2 separate regions of the Homo sapiens genome follow, and region 2 is linked to region 1. Evidence: read pairs that join two places in POLR2A ChIA-PET (ENCODE). Cell type or tissue: Caco-2. All regions are shown on one strand. Each heading gives the region's core, and the rest is flanking DNA. Links, peaks and the distances in the headings are about the cores only. Region 1 overlaps PLEKHA8 (pleckstrin homology domain containing A8). Region 2 has its middle 28 kb from the start of MTURN.

What was found. ChIA-PET counts read pairs that join two places held together with the same protein. Peaks named below come from ENCODE experiments on the same cell type or tissue, not always from the same donor. Only the 100,000 strongest peaks of a DNase experiment are listed, where the experiment ranks them.
Region 2: POLR2A ChIA-PET joins it to region 1 with 6 read pairs; 3 of 35 experiments call an interaction of 5 or more read pairs at or near these places.

Annotation. Positions count from the first base shown.
Region 1 is chr7:30,040,605-30,043,525 of GRCh38, forward strand. All of the region lies in intron 1 of PLEKHA8 (pleckstrin homology domain containing A8), which reads left to right. Among named protein-coding and RNA genes, the nearest start is that of PLEKHA8, 14 kb to the left of the region's middle. In Caco-2, for the core only: no CTCF peak of the experiment used is centred there; a DNase peak (open chromatin) is centred at 1,097.
Region 2 is chr7:30,105,253-30,108,173 of GRCh38, forward strand. It overlaps a transcript of PLEKHA8 not described here. Among named protein-coding and RNA genes, the nearest start is that of MTURN, 28 kb to the right of the region's middle. In Caco-2, for the core only: no CTCF peak of the experiment used is centred there; no DNase peak of the experiment used is centred there.

The DNA of each region.
Region 1 (2,921 bases), core at 140-2,639:
TGGAGTGTGAAGAAGGGAGTTTTCATCAATGGAAAAGTACTAGGTAAATGCTGGATTGCCAAAAATAAATGTCAAGTATGCTTTCTGTAGTGAAACAATCCAGGATAATACAAAGCGTATGAAATTGGTATTTAAATACTCTTTTTTTTTTACCCGCTACCCCGTCCCTGGCAATGATAGCTAATACGAGCTAAAACTCTCCCCTGCTCATTGAAGTTTTATGTCTAATCCTTCCCAGCAGGGAATTTGGGTGATACCACATTGCATCTGTAATAGAGGATGGCATAAAAGAGGGTGGAGATTGGATAGGAAGATAGTCTAGTGGTCATCTAAGGGAGCAGGGAGTAGTACAGACCAACAGTTTTCATCTGCCCTTTAGTTACCTTGACTGATCATTTCTGAGATAACTGCAGATTAATTTAAAATAGAAACTGGATTAATGGTCTCTTTTTCATCCATGCCTCTTTTCTCTACAATTCATCATTCCTGGGCTGTATCCCAGTTTCCCAGCACTGGACATTATGAAAGACCAGTGTGTCCTAATACTAATCTGAACTCTCTCCATCACTCTGCATTTAAATTTTGTCTAATAGGAATGAGATTTCTCTGGTCTCTTACTGTGCCTTTTGAAACTGCAAGAATTTTGTGCTTATAAGAAAAGTTTTTCTTGGTCACAGTTTGTGTAGTTACAAAGGACAGAATAAAATTGCCATATATTGAACATCCCTTGTATAATTATAACCTACCCTAGGTAAATACAGAACCTGTTATAAGGAAGGTAATATTTCAGTTGCTATTATAATTTACCAGCTACATTTTTTTTTTTTTTTTTTTTGAGACAAGGTCTCACTCTCACCCAGGCTGGAGTGCAGTGGCGTGATCATAGCTCACTGTAGTCTCGAACTCCTAGGCTCAAGCAGTCCTCCTGCCTCAGGTGCATCACCTTGCCCAGCTAGTTTTTAAAATTTTTTGTTGAGACAGGGTCTCACTATGTTGACTAGGCTGGTTTTGAACTCCCAGCCTCAAGCAGTTGTCCTGCCTCAGTCTCCTAAAGTGCTGGGATTACAGGAGTGAACCACGGAGCCCAGCCTTCAAGCTGCTTTCAAAATTTACTGCAGCTGTGCTTTGGGTGGGGTTGAGAGCTGCTCTTCAACATTTTTCAGATTCTTGTAAGATAAAACTAGTTTAGTACATTTTTTTCAGTTTTAGGACACTCTTTTTTTTTCACATTTCAACAACTCTGAAATCAAGAAGCATCTTAGAACCTGTGCTATGTCATTGTTTAATTGGTAGAGTTTTTTTCTTTCTTGTGTCATGTAAAATAATGGTGTGTCTTAAAATTGATGATGTGATGGTTTATTCTGGTTGGATCTGTAAGGATGTTGTGGAGGCGATTAACATTTGAATCAATAGACCTTATAAAGTAGATTGCCCTTCCTAATGTGGATGAGCCTTATCCAATCAGTTAAAGACTTGAAGAGAACAAAAAGACTGAGTAACAGAGAATTCCTCCTGCGACTGCCTTGAGCTGAGACATTGGCCTTTTCTAGCTTTCATTGGTTCTTCTTGGGTCTTGAGCCTGCTAGCATGGAACTTAACCGTGAGCTCTCCTGGCTTGCTGATTGCAGATCTTGGGACTTCTCAGTCTCTAGTCACATGAGCTAGTTACTTAAAATTTCATTACATGCACACATACCCACTCACACACCCTTATAATATCTTTACACAGACACCCTGACACTCTACTGGTTCTTTTTCTCTGGATAACACTCACAAATACAGATGGGTCTTAAATTTGATAAAATACAGTAATTGAGGCTGTTCTAAATGCCTTCTACACAAAAGTCATGGTGGATTTGGGGAGTGTTCACACCAACCAGCATCATGGGAGTTGAGCTGTTCACACCAGCCAGCGTCATGGGAGTGAAAAGATGCTGTTGTTCTATACCAGGACAGCTTTCTGGGAATGGGGAGCCAAGGTTTGGGAGCTTTTGTGCCTCAAGGGGCAGTACAGAAAGATAGAGTTTTCTTCCCAGCTCTGTTGTGTACTTCCTTTGTGACCCTAATTAGGTCACTTAATTTACCTGGGATTGGTTTCCTTATCTATAAAATGTGCTGGTTGGACTGTGTGATTTCAAAGACCTCTTCCTTTTCTCAGGTTCTCAGAAATTGACTCTTCTGTTTCAGTGAGGGGAGGTGGCCTAAGATATAAATAAACACTTTTGCAAAGGGCTGAAACATCACCAATAATGTCTGACTCCTGGAGCACTGATTCTGTGCCCAACAAGATACAGTCTGAGGATTGATTTGGTTTTCCAGGTTGTAATGTTTGTACAGGAGTGGTGGCCTTCACAGTTGAGTTTTTGTAGAACTTGAAGCCAAGGTCTAGAAGCATCACCTTTTTTGTTTGTTTGTTTGTGACAAGGTCTCACTCTCACTCAGGTTGGAGTGCAGTGGCACAGTCATGGCTCACTGCAGCCTCGACCTTCCAGGCTCAAGCAGTCCTCTCACCTCAACCTCCTGCTGGGACCACAGGTGTATGCCACCACTGTCGGCTAATTTTTGTATTTTTATTAGAGATGGGTTTCGCCATTGTTGCCCAGGCTGGTCTGGAACTCCTGGCCTCAAGTGATCCACCCATCTTGGCCTCCCAAAGTAGTTAATATTATAGCTGTGAGCCACCGTGCCCTGCCAGCATCACCTTCTGAAATAAAAATTTACAAGTTCATCCCAAGAAGTTTGCCAGCCAGGAACTGATTTGTGCTAGTGTAGAGATAAGGCCTAAGGGTTCCTGACCTGCAATAAAGGGTCTAGGTCTCTGGGAAGGAAGTCCTCCATATAAAATATAATAAGAGCAAAAGCCATAGTTTAAGAAAAGATTACTTATCTTTGGTGAGAAGATAAGTTCAGATATTATGGGA
Region 2 (2,921 bases), core at 263-2,762, 65 kb after region 1:
TTCAACCCAGTAGTTCAAGGCCAGCCTGGGCAACATGGTGAAACCCTATCTCTATAATTAAAAAAAAAAAAAAAAAAAAAAAAAAGCCATTCATGGTGGTATATGCCTATAGTTCCAGGTACTCAGGAGGCTGAAGTGGGAGGATCACTTGAGCCCAGGAGGTTGAGATTGCAGTGAGCTGTGATTGCACTACTGCATTCCTTTCTGGGAGACAGAGCGAAATCTTGTCTCAAAAAAGAAAAAAGTTATCAGGAATGACAGGATTAAAACAGCAAGTTGGCATTCCAATCCAGTTCAAATAGCCAGATCAAAACAGCAAGTTCAAGACTTGAAGAATGCCCACAAATCAGAAAATTCACAAAGAAATGATAGAAAACATACAAAGGATATGACTAGGTAACTCACAAATGAGGAAATACAAATGGCTAAAAGGGGTAGGCAGGGGCTGGTGAGCAGCATTTCATAAGTTTACCGGCCACTCAAGAGTTTTCCTCCAGGTATTGCTTGTTCATAGTTTATATCATTTTTCTCTTGGGTTGGTTATCTTTTTCTTTTCAACTATAGATACATTGGTTATATGAGTAGCAAATAGCTTTTCTTAGATGGTGGTTTGTATTTTCACTTTGTATGTCATTCTTTTGTTGTGTTTTAAATTTTAATTTAATCAAATGGAATCCACCTTTTGGTGATTAGTGCTTGTGTTTAGTTTAGAAACAGAATTCCCTATTCAAATATCACTAAACATTATGTGATATTTTTCCTAATAATTTTGTAGTTTTTTTCACCTTTAAGTCTTTAACATCTTTTTTTTTTTTTTTCTTTTTGAGGTGGAGTCTCGCTCTGTTGCTCAGGCTGGAGTGCAGTGGCACGATCTTGGTTCACTGCAACCACTGCCTCCCAGGTTTAAGAGATTCTCCTGCCTCAGCCTTCCCAGTAGCTGGGATTACAGGCGCATGCCACCACGGCCAGCTAATTTTTTTTTGTATTTTTAGTAGAGACGGGGTTTCACCATGTTGGCCAGACTGGTCTTGAACTCCTGACCTCAAATGATCTGTCTGCCTTGGCTTTCCAAAAGTGCTCGGATTATAGACATGAGCCACCATGCCTGGCCATCTTTAAGTCTTTAAACCATCTGGAAGTTGTGTATGGGATGTAATTTGGGTTAATTTTATCTTTTTCCTTATGAATAGCCACTTGTCTTGGAATCATTCAGGCTATTCTTTTCCTGTAATTTAATAGCAGCAGCACCATCATATATAAATGATTTTAACTCTAGGTCCTCTCTTCTATTCATTTGCCTAATTGTCTCTCTGGACCAATATCACACTATTAGGAGGTCTCAGGGTCTGCTGAGATTTGCCCCCTCCCCTGCACCTACAAATAAATGCAGTTGGCCCTCCATATCTGTGGGTTGCACTTAAATGGAGTCAGCCAACCCGGGATAAAAAGAATGTGGGCAAAAAAATTTCACGAAGTTCCAAAATGCAAAACTTGAATTTTTTCTGAGCCAAGTACTACGTTGAATGCACGCAAATGAAGTGATGTGTAGGTATTGTATTGGGCATTATAAGTAATTTATAAATGATTTAAAATGTACGGGAGGATGCGCATAGGTTACATGCAAATGCTGGTCCATTTTACATAAGGGACTTCTGAGCATCTTCAGATTTTGATACCTGCCAGGGTCCTGGAACTAATCCCCCACAGATACCAGGGTTTGACTATATAGTGTTTTCCTTTAAAATTGTGTTCGCTATTCTTGTTCCTTTAATCTTCTGTATGAATTTAAGGATCATCTTTTCTATTTTGAGAAATACCTTATTAGAATATTTATTGAAATTATACTGAATTTATAGACTGACTTTGGGAGAAATCGCTGTCACTACAAAATTTCATCTTCCTACCAATGAATATAGTTTATCTTTCTGCCTACTCCTATGTTCTTCAATAAAGTTTTACAATTTTGTTATAAAATACAAGGTACCTAGGAATAAATTTACAATTTTATTGTAAAACTTTTGTTTTACAATATTACTTCCACCTATTACTATGTTCTTCCATAAAGTTTTACAATAAAATTGTAAACTTATTCCTAGGTACCTTGTATTTTATTGCTGCCATTAAAGAATGTATCTTTTGGAAAATTACATTTTCTAATTTTTGTTGCTATTGAATTTGTTAATATACCTGTTTTGGATTCAACAACCTTGACAAACTCTTATTTGTAGTAGTTTATAGGTTCCTTTGTATTTCGTATTTTTTACTTTCTAATCTTTATAAATTTTATTTCTTTTTCTTGTCTTATATAAGCAAAAAGGTTTTATACAATGCTGAATAGAAGTGGCCATAGAAGATAATCTTATTGTGTTCCTAATCTGAAATGGAATGCTTTCAACATTTCATAATTACATACAATTTTTGCTATAGGTTCTTTGGTAGCTGCCATTTACCAGGCTAAATAAGTTGCTTTCTCCATCTAGTTTACTAGTGATATTAATTATGAAGCAATGTTTAATATTACAAAAAAATTTTCTAACTGGGCATGGTGGCTCATGCCTGTAATCCCAGTACTTTGGGAGGCCAAGGTGGGCAGATCACCTGAGGTCAGGAGTTCAAGACCAGCCTGACCAACATGGAGAAATCCCATCTCTCCTAAAGATACAGAAATTAGCTGGGTGTGGTGATGCATGCCTGTAATCCCAGCTACTCTGTAGGCTGAGGCAGGAGAATCACTTGAACCCAGGAGGCAGAGGTTGCAGTGAGCAGAGATCGCGCTATTGCACTCCAGCCTGGGCAAAAAGCAAAACTCCATCTCAAAAAAAAAAAAAAAAAAAAAAAAACCTACATTCATTGACATGATCATAAGGTTTCTTCCTTAAACCAACTAATATGGTAAATCTCATTAAGAGATTTTCTAACTT